2 separate regions of the Mus musculus genome follow, and region 1 is linked to region 2. The links are chromatin loops, found by intact Hi-C in ENCODE. Cell type or tissue: heart. All regions are shown on one strand. Each heading gives the region's core, and the rest is flanking DNA. Links, peaks and the distances in the headings are about the cores only.

Region 1 (8,345 bases), core at 241-8,240, 1.2 Mb after region 2:
TTACAGAAAACTAGAAAAAGAATCTGTAAAAACTTAGAAGCTGGGCATAGTGGCACTCACAGATCTACAGTCCCAGCACGCGGGAGGAAGATCAGTTCAAGGTCACCTCTGTTACATGGTGAGTCCGAGCCAGCCTAGGCCACAAGGGCATAGCTGGGAGGTCTGGCTGTTTAGAGTGTGTCTGTCTCCAGGCCCTTCGTCTCCCTCTCACCCTATTCTCACCGTCCAGGAGGGGCAGCTTGGCTGGCCACAGCCAGCAGGCCAGCTTTGCTCTGCACTCTGCATTGCAAGGACACACACAGCCAAAATAAAGCACAGATGATGACTCTGGGAAAACAGAGATCGCGAGATAAAGGGAGAAAGTCTGCTCTCCAGGCAGATTGCACAGAACAGAAGGATAAAGCGCTGTCATTATTTTTCAGTGCTGGGGGTTGTGCCCAGGGCTTTGCACATATTATACAAGCTAGGCAAGCACATGCTCTGCCCTTTTGTGTTTTGTTGTTATTGCTAGTATCTTGCTTAGAATAGTCTTGAATTCATGATATAGCTCTGGTCTGTCTTACTTTTGATTCTCTTGTTTCGGCCCCCTAAGCTTCCGTTATTAAGCATGTTCCTGGATGTAACACTTCATAAGGTAGATGAAGGCTCCAATCAGCAAGTCAGTGGGGTTGGGGGCTGGGGGTTGGGTAAGTCCATCAAAACTCAGCAGTCTGCCAATGTGTTAAACTGTTGTGTGCATTCTTTCCAGATTGGTGTGCCAGAACCAAATCCACTCCCAAAGTTCCGCATCCTAGAATAAACACTTCAGAATTGGTTGCCTTTTATACTCCCGCTCTTCAGAAATTTGTGATGAAATTCTTAGGCCCTTCATGGTATGTAGTACTATATAAATTCAGACAGTAGTTTGACACTAAAGCTCTAGGTTCAGTTATTTGTTTGTTTTACCAAAATATAAGAGATTTACAAAGCTTTAAAGCAAGCAGTTCACATAGTATTTTTTTGACATGGGCTCGCCCTGGGTCCCTGGCTGGCTCAGAACTGATGATGTAACCAGGCTATCCCTGCACTCAGAGAGACCTCCACCTGAGCTTCCCCAGCACTGGGATTAAAGACATGCGCCACGATTCCCAATACATTTCACATAATTTTAATGTTTTCATTATTTTACTGCGTGGGGTCTGGACAGGGGCTTCACATACATGCTACAGTGAGTATGTGAAGGTCAGGTGTCCACTTTTAGAAATTGGTTCTCTCTTTCCACAGTGGCTTCCAGGAACTGAACTGTAGTTGTCAGATTTGTTGCAGCAAGCATGGGGTTTTTTTTGTTGTTTTTGTTTGGTTTGGGTTGTTTTTGGTTTTGTTTGTTTGTTTTAACCTATTGAGCCATCCAATAGTGTGTGTGTGTGTGTGTGTGTGTGTGTATATATATATATATATATATATATATATATATATATATATATATATAGTTATATAGTTATATAATTACATAGTTACATAGTTATATAGTTATATCGTGTTATATATAATTATATATATATATATCCAAAAGTATTATATATTTTAATATAATTAATTTTATTAAATATGTTACAATCAGTTCATCATTGCTACTTCACAAAAGAATCCATTGATTTTCATCTGCAATACAATAAATGTTGCTCAACAAGACCTTTGTAAACAAGAGCTCTTCAGTTACCCTTCGATGTTTTGTGATGTAGCTGGCTGTGGTGGCACATGCCTACAATCACCACACTCAGGTGGTGGAGGCAAAGTTCAATGCTGTCCTTGCTACATAGGAAGTTTACACCAGTAGAGGCAATGTGAAACTCTGCTTTAAGGAATAAAACAATATGACCATCTGGATGGTACATGCAATCACTTTCTAGACAGAGAGAGACAGGTGCCAGCCTGAGGTATCATAGTGAATTCCTTTTTCAAAAAATATTTTTTTCTAGGCAATAAAGGGATGCTAAGACCAAAGGACTTGAGAATATCTACAATGCAATAAACTAGTACCTAGCTTCAGCAAATAAATAAACACAACAATTCCACTTCTCTGCCACCTATATCCACAGGACAGCCTCATTCACCTACATTATTACTTTTAGTTACTTTTAATCAAAGTAGTCAACATCTGCTTCACATAGAAGGTAGAGAAGAGAAAAGTGCTTACCAAAGGGCAGACTAGCAAAGCCCAAAGGTGCACACTGCATAATCCCTCACAACTATACACATCCCTCTCACATCCTGGAATGGCAAAAATATAAATATGATGTAAAATGATCAAGATCACAGCTCTTCTATATCACATGCTAAACATAAGAAGAGCACAGAAATGCAATATTTAGAAATCAAATCGCAGGATTGATTATTCATATACTAAGAATTAATTAAAGACCTCTGTGCTATGGTTAATATCATCAACTATAGGATTTTGAATCGCCATGAACATAAACTTCTGGGCAGCTCTGTGAGGATTATCTAGATTGATTAACTGACAAGATAATGAAATACTGATTAGACATATACACACAAAACAAAAACAAGAACAAAGCCAGAAAATACTTACGGAGGGAAGTGGAAAGATCTCTAAGACTATTCGGTTGGAGGAGTAAGAAGCAGAGATGGCCACATACAGATAAGGCTCAGTGTGCTAGTATAGAACACACGTGTGTTGCTGTCCATATGAACAGTCTGTTTTTACATTTTAAAATTCATTTACATTGCTTCTTCAATATTTTTTGGGGGCCAGGGAGGGGGCTGGAGAGATGGCTCAGCGGTTAAGAGTACCGACTGCTCTTCCAGAGGTCCTGAGTTCAATTCCCAGCAACCACATGGTGGCTCACAACCATCTGTAATAGGATCTGATGCCCTCTTGTGGTGTGTCTGAAGACAGAGACAGTGTACTTACATACATAACACAAATAAGTCTTTATAAAAAATATTTTTAATTTTTTTGCTTTTGTATGTTTGTTTGAGACAGGGTCTCCTATAGCCCCACTGGTCACAAATGCACTACATCCTGGGATCACGGACATGTGCCCATATGCCAACATGGGTATCCTGCCCAGGCACCTGGGACCAAGCAACCATGGAGAGAGTTTTCTGAGACCAGGAACAAAGTGAATCCTCCTTTGATAGCTCTGGCAGGTATGTGGTCACAGTAAGAGAACTAACTGACTCATCTTCCAGGCTGGTGGCAAATACAGTTAACCTGAACATATCAGAGAAAAGAAAATATCCCTTCTGATTAATCTCACATACATGTTCTCAAAAGCCTTTAAACAGAAAACAAAGTCCTTAAAACTCAAAATGAACTCTACAAGATCTCCTGAATTAACTAAGGTAGTCATTCATGCAGCACAACTCTGACACCTAGTGGTGAAAGTTGGATAAACACACTGATGGAACCGGCACTGGGGTCATGTTTCTAGGGCAAGTCTGACAGACACTCGCAGCCTCAGTCCCTGTGATCTTATCCTTAAAGCCAACCCAATGACTTGGTGTGAATGTTCAGGCAATTTGACTGGTGGAATTCATCTTTCAGTAAGACTCACTGACTTTCAAAGTAACATCAACCCAAGATTAATCCCAATAGTATATCAAGTAATATCAAGAGTTTCCTTGTTTTTAATTTACAATTTTGAGACAGGGTTTAATGAGCCTCAGGCTAGCCTCAAACTCTATAGAGTGAAGGATAACCTTGAACTTGTAACCCTTCTATTTCTTGCTTCTATGCTGGAATTGCATGTGAATGACACCACACCTGGCTTACTATCAGGTTTTTTTTTAAATACCTCAAATGCCCCCCAGTAGGAGCGCTTAGTAAACTATGGAACTTTCCTATAAAGTACAGTGAGGCGGCAGGAAAAGTGTAAGCTCCACTCCCATGGAGAGCAGAGCATCTCACACACAGCGGCTAAATGAATACATTCCCAAGAGGAAGGAAGGACAAAAGAGAAGGGGTGGGGACTGGTTCCGTGTTCTCTTTAAGATAAACATTGCTAAATGGAAAAGATACAGAATCCTAGTCCAGTGTGCTGTCTAAAGGTTAGCAGAGCAAAATTCTTTGTTCTGCACGTGACCTCTGGAAAGTCATGTAAAATCTGATAGCCGTGACTGCATGAAGGAGGGAACTTGGGAAGTCAGGCAGAGGAATGTAGCTCTAGCATAAAAAGCAACATTGGTATGAAGAATGTCACCCTGACATTTCTGACTGTGAGGTAAGGAAGGCCATAAAGCCATTTGGAGTGGGAAGCAGAACTTGATGAACCGTATCTGTAGTCTTAGCGTGTAAAAAGAAAAGGCAAGAGGATTCTGAATTCGAGACTACCAGGGCTTCTTGAGACTGTCTCAACAAAACTAGACAGGGAAGGAGACATTCTCGCAGAAGAGGAGGTGTTTTAGTTTTCTTTTTATTACTATGGAAAAAACCACTGGCTGAAGTGTAGCCAGTGTAGACTTTTGGTCATTTTGTGGGTCCTCTTTTTTTCCCCACCCTTCCAATCCCCTTACACTAGATAGGAGAGAAGAAAGGATAGAAGGGAGGGGGGCAGCGTTATTTTTAGACTACTTCCTGCTGCTTAGGGGCATCAAGTTCCTTGAGACAAGCTGGATCTTTGCTGTCAAAATATTTAATTTCTTTTTATTTCTTCTTTGCATATAACTACGTAACAAACAGCAATTGACCAACAACACACACAGCCTCTCAAGGCCCTGGCAATTATGTATGTACCCTCTGAAAAGTTCCAGAATTCCAAATACGACACACCTGCCAAAACTATCTCCAACTAGAGCATGAGGTAAATCATAGTCAGCTGCTGTGGACAGTCTAAAGCAGCCCCGTATCCCACACCTAGATATGTTTTGTTTAAAACAAAAGCATATTCCCATAATGTTTTTTTTAAAGAAACCAAATTTCTCACTACACCAAAGAAACATAGGTGGAAAGGGTTTATTTGACTTATATATCCTGGGTCATAGTCCACTGAGGGACACCAAAGCAATGACTCCTTCAGAACAGGATCTGGAATCGAGAACTGAGCCCATGGAGGGATGCTGCTTACTCACAGATTCATCATGGCTTGCTCAGCCTACTTTATGTCACCCAAGACTGCCTTCCCAGGTGGCACTGCCCTAGTGACCCTTCCATGTCAACCACTAATCAAGAAACTACAGACTTGCCTACAGGCAACTCCAATAGGAACATTTTCTCAATTGTGGTTCTTCTTTCTGGAGGAATTCTAGCTTACAAAAAAAAAAAAAAAAAACCAGGACAGGACGCAAATATATAAAAATAAAAAAATCAAGATGACTAATTGTACTGGCTAGTTTTGTGTCAATTTGATACAGGCTGGAGTTATCACAGAGAAAGGAGCTTCAGTTGGGGAAATGCCTCCACGAGATCCAACTGTAAAGCATTTTCTCAATTAGTGATCAAGGGGGGAGATCCCCTTGTGGGTGGTGCCATCTCTGGGCTGGTAGTCTTGGCTCTATAAGAGAGCAGGCTGAGCAAACCAGTGGAAGCAAGCCAGTAAAAAACATCCCTCCATGGCCTCTGCATCAGCTCCTGCTTTCAGACCTGCTTGAATTTCAGTCCTGACTTCCTTGGTGATGAACAGCAGTATGGAAGTGTAAGCCAAATAAACCCTTTCCTCCCCAACTTGCTTCTTGGTCATGATGTTTGTGCAGGAATAGAAATCCTGACTAAGACACTAATGATTGTTCATCTTACATTATTGAGTTAATTTATATCTCAGTCTTAAATTCAACCAAACCTATGAACTATTATGGAGGTTTAAAAAAATGTTTTCAAGCCGGGCGTGGTGGCGCACACCTTTAATCCCAGCACTTGGGAGTCAGAGGCAGGCGGATTTCTGAGTTCGAGGCCAGCCTGGTCTACAGAGTGAGTTCCAGGACAGCCAGGGCTATACAGAGAAACCCTGTCTCAAAAAACCAAAAAAATATATATTTTTTTTTTCAGATATTTAAGGACTCTGTATATTGTGTGGTGCTGTATAATAATTTTTCCTAACACCTAGCATTTTATTTTTTATTTTTTGCAAGTTTGTTTTGTTTTAGTTGACCCGTCCAGCCGGTCCAGTTATTTGAGGGTCTCGAGGGGACCTTCTCCTAAGAACCAAATGGGGGGAGGGAGAGACGAGAACCAAGTGCAATGAACGACACACGGAAGCAATCTGATTAGCATCAAGGACTCACTGTATTGAGCAAGGCTCAAGGCTTAAATGCACAAGCAAAAGGGGAAGTACTTCTCAGCAGGAGGAATGGGGCAATGGAAATGCACAAGCAAAGGAGGAAGTACATGTACTTCTCAGCAGGAGGGATGGGGCAGTGAAAATTTTTTCTTTTGGCAGCTACACGGGGAAGCAGGAACTTGGTGGTATCAGGGTGTGGTCAGGACATCTGGCGCTGACTTAGGGCTGGAACATTCTGTGGTTGTTCTCGGAACGGTGCATTGGTGGCTGCTTTTGACCCCCTTTTCTTCTCGGGGGGGGAGAGGCCCAATTCAGAGATCAGGACAATTGTGTTGTCTTAATAGCTCCCAACATTTAGTCATAGAATCTTTTAAAAATCATATTGTTTTGTAATGCATGCACATATCCAGGCTATTCCTGGATGTCATCTTGACTATATCTGTAATGAACTACAATCCAGAATTGGAGGGCTCATCTTGATCCAGATCCAAGTTTCTGACCTGGATCTTGGCATGGAGATCTTGAGGCATAGTGGCCATGAAAAGCTTAGGCCCAGGCAAGGTAGTACACACCTTTAATATTAGGAGACCGAGGCAAGATCTCAGACTTCAAGGTCATCCTGAGACAAAGCAAGTCCCGGATGCAGGTGTGGTGGTACACACCTTTAACCTGGGCCACACTGTCTGCTGTAGATCTACATAAGAACATTGAAAGAAGGAAGAGTCCCTCTTCTTTGCCTGCTTGCCTTTACTTGCCAGCACATCTGTTGGAACCCACTTCTACACAAGACCAGCTGAAACAGCTCTCCTGAAGGAACTGAGCAACTACTAGATTCTTGGACTTCCCATCCACAGCTGTCCATTGTTGGGTTAGTTGGACTACAGACTGTAAGTCATCACAATAAATTGCCTCAATATAGAGAGACATTCCATAAGTTCTGTGACTCTAGAGAGCCATGACTAATACAATGGTTTGCTTGTTTGTTTGTTTGTTGTTTGTTTTTATCAAATCCACCCTTCATTTCTTACCCTCCAATTTCTCCCCATCATATAGCTGCAGCATCTTACACTGTAACCCTAGCTGGCTTTGGAATTCAGCACCCTCATTCCATGATTCTTTGTAGTTGGAGATACAGTTCGATTCTAATATGTACAAGGCCCTGCTATGTGACTGCATGCCTATAATCCCAGCACTCCAGAGGTAGAAGCAAAAGTATCAGGAGTTCAGGGCCATTCCCTACTACAGAGTAAAGGTGGGCCAGTTAAAAAGGGGGACTCTAACCATCCTATCTCATAGTTTCAAATCAGTAGGAAGTATCAATTTAGGCTGGCAAGATGGCTCAGCAGGTAAGAGCACTGACTGCCCTTCTAAAGGTCCTGAGTTCAGATCCCAGCAACCACGTGGTGGTTCACAACCACCCATAATGAGACCTGACACCCTCTTCTGGTGTGTCAGAAGTCAGCTACAATGTACTTATGTATAATAAAAAAATTAATCTTTGGGCCGGAGCAAGTAGGGACTGAGCAAGCGGGGCTGACCAGAGCGAGCAGAGGTCCTAAAAATTCAGTCCCCAACAAACACATGAAGGCTCACAACCATCTGTACAGCTCTACGGTGTATTCACATACATAAAATAAATAAGTGCATCATTTTTAAAAGGAGTATCAATTTAAGCTTTAATGAAAGTATATGTAGAATATTCACATATATAGTAGCATATGTCAGCTAAAGACCTAGAAGATTTGAACATGTCTTAGGAAATCTTGGGTAGAAAAAGTGGCAAAAGAGCAGGCTGATGGTTTTCTTGTAGTTTATGGAACTATTTGATCTTATTAGTTACTATGTATATGAAAGAACCTAGTGGGGAAACCCCCACTCAATTATTGGGCATGCACCCAATAATCATGAACAGACGACCATCTTGATGTAAAAACACAAGGTAGTTTAATGGCAGAGCTCCGGTTCGAAAAGTATCTCATGTAGGAAACAGTGGTTTGGACTATGAGGCTTGGAAGCTAGGAGTTTTTAAAGAAAAGGGGTGGGGCTGGGGGGAGGAATTGGCGTGGTTTCACATGATTGGTTCATTTAAACATCAGCAGAATGTATATGCAGATAACATTTAACTTA
Region 2 (8,345 bases), core at 51-8,050:
AGCAGCTCCTATTCCTCTGTAAGGACTTCAACCTAACATTTACTCTCAAGTGTTCTTAATATACCAAGTCCCATAATTATCGGAGAACATATGAACTATAATAAACCCAGCATTATAATAGACTCAGTATTGTTTCATTTTCAAGAACTTTTCATTGGTGCATGTACACTTTGCATAGCAAGCGCTCAAGTCCTGTCCCGGCAAGCAGTTGATGCACTGTGGGAATGCCTGAGAGGCAGCAGAAGATCCCGAGAGTTTGAATGGAGTGTCCTGATACAGTCAGATTGGCCTGGCAGGGGAAGAGACGCAGACAGGTTTTTCTTTTTTTCTTACTTCTGTCTATAGATCACCATTGTCTCCTGTCTGGGGTAGAGCCTTTCATTTGCAAAGCTTCCTCTGGAAACTTACTCTACCCTCATCTGACCCCTTGTTAGGACCTGAGCGTGCCAGATCCGTCCCAACGTGTGTCACCTGTGTGTTGTTTTTGCTAAGTCTTAGCATTTCATTCGGGATTTCCCGTAATGTTAGGTTGCCCTAGGAACAAGCATGTTTGTTAGGTTTCAGGAAACTGCATCTGGATGAGGGTTTCTTAGATGGTGCCCTTCAAGCTCCTAAGAGTGTCTGGCATTATGTCATTTCTGACACAGTTTTGGGATTCCTCAGCTGATGTTGTGATATTTGTGGGTGATGGGGGTGGGGGTGGGGGTGGGGGTGGGGGTGGTGCCATAGAAATATCAGATTCAAATATGTCCATTCCTTATTTATTTCTGTAAAAATATAACTTTTCATTCATTCATTAATTTACTTTACATCCTAATATCAGCACCTCCCAAGCATAAATTTTTAAAATTGAAAGTTATATTATTTACAACATGTTATGCTGTGGTACTTTTGAAATGGTCAAATCAAGTGTGCTGGCATATGATCTGCCTCATATACTTAACATTCTAAAGTTACCGCTATTATCGTTACTATCCTTAGTGTGTGGGGTGGGGAGGCTCACACATGTCTCGGTGTGTATGGAAGCCAGATGTTAACTTTGTACAGCAGGTCCTCTCCTTTTACCCTTGTGTGGATTTTGAAGCTGAAACCCTGTCAGGCTTTTGTACTTAGCACTTTGATTAGCTGAGCTATCTTACCGATTGACAGACTGATTGATTGATCGATAAGAACACTTCGAGCTTCCTTCTTGCACTAACCTGCTGCTTTTATTACTAAAGCTTTATAACTCTGCCTACTGGGGGTTTTTAGTGACTCCCTCTGAATTGTAAAAAGTTGTTCTGTTTCTGTAAAAACTCTCTTAGCTTTTTGAGACTGTGTTGAGAAGAGATTGCTTTGAATTGTATAGGCTTTTAAACAATATTTACCACTCTAGTGTGGGAGCATAGGATATCTTTCTCTCTATAATTAGTCTGCAGTATCCAGGAGTGATTGGTTCCAGGGCCCCACGTTTAAAAGAATCCCTGGATACTTATATTGTTTATATAAAAATCACATAGTATTTATATATAACATGTACACATATTGCTACTTTCCTCACATAATATCTGAGTCGCTTACAGTACATAATATACTATAAATATAAATATAATATAAATATATAAATATATAATATATAAATATATATTTGTATAAATATAAATATAATATTAATATAAGTATAAAATAGCATGTATATAGCTATTGTATTGTACTCTTCAGGGGAACAGTGACATAAAATGAAACCCTGTATATACTATATATACATAATATACTATAAATATGAATATAATATAAATATATAATATATATAAATATAATATAAATATAAATATAAATATAAAATAGCATGTATATAGCCATTGTATTGTACTCTTCAGGGGAACAGTGACACAAAATGAAACCCTGTATGCATGTATGTATGTATGTATGTATGTAACGCAGGCATCCTCACCACCTGGTAACTTTGGTTGAGTCTAAGGAACTTGGGCAGAACCTGTGGATCAGGAGAGGTGATGGTTGACCTGTATTTGTGTTTTCTCCACTTTCTTTTGCCAATGTCTATAAATGCCAATCTCCGTGACAAAAATGTATGTTGAAGAAGTCTTGAAAAGCCTTAACAGATTGACTGAACGTGGTGGCACATGGAAAATGCCACTCACCATGCCATCTGACTTCAGTGGAAGTGGGTTCCAGTGGCCGTGCAGTCCTTTCACCAACCACCCTAACGGTACAGCCTGTGCTCTGGTGGATGTTTGCTGCTGGCATCGTCCCCCTGGGCTGACCTCTGGAGTCTGAACTGTCTTGTCTGAGCACGAGCTTGGCACATCCTCTGCAGTTCCGACTGGAGATCTCCCTTGTCCCATAGCTCATTCCATAGCTGCTTCCTCTGGTGCATGTCTCCCTGCTAATGATGATTGAAGTCTTTGAGTTTCTTCTAAGGTGCCACACAGAAGTTGGCAAAAAGGAAAACGTCTTCTCAGAGCACTGACAATTTTAGGTTGGGTAGAGAGGTCTTTCAAGGGTTTTAGATGTGTGGCATCTATTTTTCCTGTAAATATGAGAATTTAACAAGTGAAATTTCTAAGAACTAGAGTCAATCACAGCAATGAGATGCTTACGGGGTTTTTATTAATAATATACTAATATATTATTATATATACTAATAGGTAATAATTGCATAGAAAATCACCTCATCAGAGCTACAAAGGGAGTTGATTGGTTGCCTGTTTGAAGGACATGGAATTGTTTCTGAGTGTCTTCAATTAATTTGTCCAAAAATATCCCCTCAAATGAGTTCTATATTAGATTTACTCCTTACAATTTTGTAGGTTTTAAGTATGATGGTAGGGATTGATATTATTTTATTAGTTAATAAATTATTAAAATAACAAGGCAGGAACAATTGGGTAGAATTGAATGGAAATAAAGATTTTAGATTACATTTCACGTTTTAGGAGAGGAATATTTGATTTTGGCTCCAAAAGGTTTTTTATTTTTATTGGTAGACACAACTACTCTATGTATGTGGCAAGTCTCTCTCTCTCTCTCTCTCTCTCTCTCTCTCTCTCTCTCTCTCTCTCTCTCTCTCTCTCCCTCTCTCTCTCTCTCTCTCTCTCTCTCTCTCTCTCTCACACACACACACATTTAAAGGCAGAGTCTCATTTATCTCAGATTTTCCTTGAACCTTAATATGTAGCTGGAGATAATCTTGGACTTTTGATCATTTTCCTTCTACCTCCTGAGTTCTGAGACGATAGCACTATATGCCAGTATACTCAATTCAGAAATTCAGATAGTGTGGGGATCAGACCCAGGGCTTTGTGTATAAGGAGCCAAGCCCTCTACCAACTAACTACATCTTCAGACCTCTGTTTAGGTTTTGAGACAAGGTCTCACTATGCAGCCAAGGATGACTACATCATCTTCCACCATTGGCTTTCCATATGCTGGTGTTGCAGGTGTGTACTATGTTGCTTCGTTGAAGTTTGTCATTGCTGAAACAATGTTTCTTAACAGTTTAGCTGCCAGAGTGAAAGGTATAGTCAAAAATCATAGAATGTATTTGAGTGTTTGAAAGTTCTTGGGGGAAGTTTTTATTGTTCCCAGTGGCACGTATTCAGTGAATATTTTGATATTTGAAATGGCCATATGGGTGTGAAGATTGCTCTGGCTCTTTGACCCATTGCCAAACAACTTTATTTCTAATATGGATGCTTCGTGATGTTAAATAGGACTTTTCTGGAATATGGACCCCAGATATAGCACTCAGTAGAATTGATTGCAGAGTGTTACAAAGGATGAAGGTTGAAAGGGTCCTTTGAGATAATTAAACACAGACCCTCATTTTAAAGTAGACAGAATTGAAACAAGGGAGGTTAGCGGAGTCAGTCAAGGTCACACATCTTTTTAGCAGAAGTGGTCATAGAATTTAAGATTCCAGAGACTCAGTTTGACTTTGGAGCATCTGCTGGAAAGGCTTAGAACCAAATGAGAAAAACACAGACTAGTGAACTCACTGATGCCTGTCTAAGGGCTTCTGGTGATGGAGCTGGGAGACAGAACACAAAGACAGAATTTCACTCAACTCCTTCCAGTTCATCACCCTCCTCTGACACGAGTCATCAGAAGCTTGGTCTCTGTGTTTCTAATTTAATATTTGGGCCCCTTTGGGTGTTTTGCATAGTTAGAGATGAATGTTGCCGTTGGATTCAGATGTGTCACTTTGTAGAGATGAAGCCACATAAATGAGTTCAAGTGAATTATACAGAATTTCTGTGAGACAAGAGATATAACTATGGCACATGCTAAGGAAATATGTCTTTGTCTTCTGGTTGGTGACTGACTGTGTCCTCCTAATTATGTACAGAATGTGTGGTTGAGAGCAATTGACTGGACACACTCCATATAGGAAAGGCAGCTCAGGAGGGATGAAACTGAGTAGGAGACCTCTAGAGGGCAGTGTTAACTTACAGTTGTTAAGAGCCAGCAGCAGGCTAAATTGGGTGAGTGTGTTGTATTGGATATCCATGCCTCTTAGATACCTACATTCAGGGATAAGTAATGTATAGTGTTGATATTTTGAGCCTGGACGTCTGGAACTCATTTTGGAGTTTTAATCTTTGTGGTGTAGGGAAAGGATACTAGATGGGTTATCAGCACATCTGGGCTCTCAGTCTCTACAACCCAGGAACTGTGTGTACCCTTAGGTTTCTGACTTCAACTGAGAAACTAAATGGTTCTATGGAATCTTCTCTTAAATGGCCCAGAAAGCTAGCTTTTCTCCCCCATCTCCCCAAGTCTTATTGATACTCAGTTTCATGCTAAGGGTTCACCACAGGCTTGTTTGCTACTGGTGTTTAAAGTGATATAGCAGGACACTCCCTCCGTAGATGCATTTCCGAGGTCTACCTTGGCTAACCAGTCAAGTCTCTATTCCACAATGGCTTTCTGATAGCATTACCCTTCTAAGGCAGTCCTTCTGGCCTATTACAGTGTGTGAGGAAAACCAATTATTCTTAATCTTGATTTATTAATCCCTTTCACGGGTTGAATTGTGGCATGCTCCAAATGTTGAATGTGTAGTTCCCAGTGTGGCCTCATTTGTGAATAGGGTCATTATAAATGTGACAGTTAAGGTTGTACTAGAGTAGATTAAGACCCAGGCTCAATATGGCTGGTATTCTTGGAAAAAGGACTTTGCATCTAGACATGTGTCCCAGGGATTGTCATGTGAAGGCTGCACTTATGATATTACAAACCAAGAAACTACTAAAGGAGAGCTGGGACAGATACTATGCACTCCAAAGGAATGCAGCTCAATTGATATCTTGATCTTGAAATTGCAGCCTCTGAAATTGTGGGACATTACGTCTCTGCTGTCTCAGCCACTTACTTAGTTTGTGGTACTCTGTTATTACTGTAACCCTAGGAAATGGATATAACCCTAGTGACCCTAGTGCTGTGTGTTGAATGGAGTTTTCCCTCAGCTGGTTATGATATCATGATGACCTGACCCTGCTGCACGTAACCTCACCAACACCAGTGTCAGTAGGTTGACAGCAGTCTTCATGTCTCTTAAGGCATATAATAAATTTAGTAGACCTTCTGTACTATTTGATAACCTTTATGTGATCACATATTGACCTTGGAAGCAGGTAAAAACCGTCAGTTCAGAGGTATAGAATAAACTTTCAGCTTCCAACGGGATTTGGTATGTAGACACTCATTTACGAAACAGAGGGCACAACAGACTGGGACAACTCATAGGTTTTGCTTGTGGCAATGGAGAAAGGAATTAACCATGGTCACTATGTTTCTATAACTTGTCACCTACATCTTTCTCCACAGATGTACCTCAAACAAAGCATAGTGATAAAACCAAAACAGGAGTTGTATGCTGGAGAGTGGGAGTGATGGAGAAAGCAGCATGGGAGAAAGGCCTATTTGGTATGTATTTACATTTCATCTGGAATCTCATTAACATTCACTCACAAGGACCACCACTCTATAACATAGGAATACATGTTATATGCTGTCTGGAAAAATACCAGAATTTTAGATAGCTTGGCACAGAACATAGTTCTATATCTGTAGAAGAGTAATTTCACTACTGTCACAATAAAATCTATTTTAGTAAAAAAAAAAAAAAGAAAAAGAAATTCAGCAGCTTTGGTTCAGTGGATCAGTGCCTGGAGATTCTCTGTCTCTATGCTCAGTGATGTTCATCTCTGATTCCTACATTGATTTGGTCCCCACATACATCCTTGGATGCTGCCTAGTTCCTAGGCAACTGTAGTCTGGGAGGCTGGCACTGGCATGCTACTTGATTTAAGTCCCAAGCATAAGCATAGCATGGACAGTGCTTTTGTTCTTAATTATTCAGCTGTGCTTTTGAACTTGAGATTTGTGTTTAGTGAGTTCCTAGGCCTTACAAGTAGGGAAGCAAAAAGACAAAACAAAACAAAAAACAAAAAACCAACAACAAAAAAACCTGTTGTATACTAAAGAAGAAATAAGATTTATTTAAAAATATTTCTGGCAAAGTATAAAAAGTATAATCTAATTTTCAGAAAAAAGAACGTAAAATAAATTTCATACTTTTGTAGTAAAACCAATGGGATAAGTTAAATTTATTTTCTATTAATTTAAAATGGTTTTAAGATTCATTTTTAATTTTATGTGTATGAATGGTTTGGTCACATGTATGTCTCTATGCCACATGCATGCCTGGTGCCTGTGGAGGGCAGAAGGCAGTGTTGGATCCTCTGGACCTAGAGTTAGTGATGTTGAGCACCAGTATGTGAGTACTGGGAATTGAACCTAGATCCACACAATGAATGCTCTTAACCACTCAGCCATCTCACCAGCCCCCAACTGAGTCGTTTAAAAAGATATTTGTGTTTGGATATATATGACATAGATGTAAAATGTTATTTTTCTGGGTTAACCTAAACTCCACACTTTTTTTTTTAAATAAAGAAGCGTGCCATACATTCCATGAAGAGAAGGTCAAATAACTAGCTGTGGTTTATAGGTATCATTTGGAAAATTTGAAGGTATGTACCACATTGACAAGTCAGGATTTTACCTTAGTAATAGAGATCTTATAGACCTGTGAATTATTTTTTAATTACCATGTATAAATGAAGGTGATGCTAATACTTTTTTTTAAAAAAAGTAGAATGGCCTGTTCTATAGTCTGTTTTCATTCCATGGATTTTGTTCTTGTTTTTCTATGGGGCAGAAACCTTCAATCAAAGATTCCTGGAAAACATAGTTAACTATAAACCATCACTTGCAAGCATCAAAATCTCCATCAATATTTCCCCTTTCTACACACAAAGTTCACCCTCAGTTACATTAGTTATCCACAACTTCATAAAAAACACCTCATAATAGATTGGCTCACATAACACATATTCCTTATTTTTGTGGAACAAGAACGGAGGAGAAGTCTGGATCTTGCTATGTTTGCAGCTCCAGTGAGGCCAGGGATCGTGTCACCCAAGGCTTTACAGCCCACTCAAAGTAGCTGAGGATAGGATTCATTCTTTTCTGGCAGTTGCTTTCCAAACAGAAACTTTCAAGATGGCAGCCACTTCTGTTGGAGTCAGTAAGTTAGAGAGCAAAAGACATTAGCAGGATAGAAGCCAGAGTCTTTGCAACCTGATCTTCTGAATGACAGGATTACTTTATTACATTTTGTTTGTTAATCTGAACCCTTAGGTCTAGCCCCTGCACAGGAAGCAGGAGGGGAACAGCATAGAGAGTCAGCTGGATCTTCTTCCCACATGAACAGCAGGTCTTGTGTGAGTTCTACTTGTTTAATTGAATGACTCTCAGGCAGGCTAGTACTTTATCCCACAGGACCTTTTCAAGAAAGCATGTTTAATGAACTGTTTTCCTTCATTAAAAAAAATTAGTGTGTGTGTTTGTATGTGTGTGTGCATGCGTGTGTGTGTGTGTGTTTGTATGTGTGTGTGTGTGTGTGTGTATGTGTGTGCACATGTGCATTCTTGCTGGTATGTATATATGATGGTCAGTAGATAACTTTGCAGAATCATTCCTCTCCTTCCACTGTCGTGTGCTCTTGCGTATTAGACTCATGACACCTCTCTTGTTTGACAAAAGCCTTTACCTTCTTGGACATCTTGCTAATCCATTGTTTCCCTTTAATATTTCAGTGATATTTCCTTTTTTTTGTATTTCCTCATTTTTAAGGCATGGAAATAAGTGATTTTTTCAAAGCTCCACAAAGGAGCGGTAAATATAATAATTTTGTAGGTGAGATCGGTGTCATTCCGATCCTAGGGCCTTTTGTCTATATGGATAGCAAACAATATGTATATAGGAAATGGATTATT

The links. Peaks named below come from ENCODE experiments on the same cell type or tissue, not always from the same donor. Only the 100,000 strongest peaks of a DNase experiment are listed, where the experiment ranks them.
Region 1: it touches region 2 in a loop (8-fold over the local background); 7 of 42 quality-filtered maps call a loop at or near these places.

Annotation. Positions count from the first base shown.
Region 1 is chr9:80,022,808-80,031,152 of GRCm38, forward strand. No RefSeq gene overlaps it. Among named protein-coding and RNA genes, the nearest start is that of Senp6, 40 kb to the right of the region's middle. In heart, for the core only: a CTCF peak has its summit at 3,388 (motif pointing left); a DNase peak (open chromatin) is centred at 3,414; H3K27ac peaks cover 512 bases.
Region 2 is chr9:78,783,625-78,791,969 of GRCm38, forward strand. Gm39376 (a long non-coding RNA gene) reads left to right here and starts at 2,003. Exons shown (of 3, transcript XR_870938.2): 1 at 2,003-2,209; 2 at 3,359-3,440; 3 at 5,830-5,928. In heart, for the core only: a CTCF peak has its summit at 4,429 (motif pointing right); no DNase peak of the experiment used is centred there.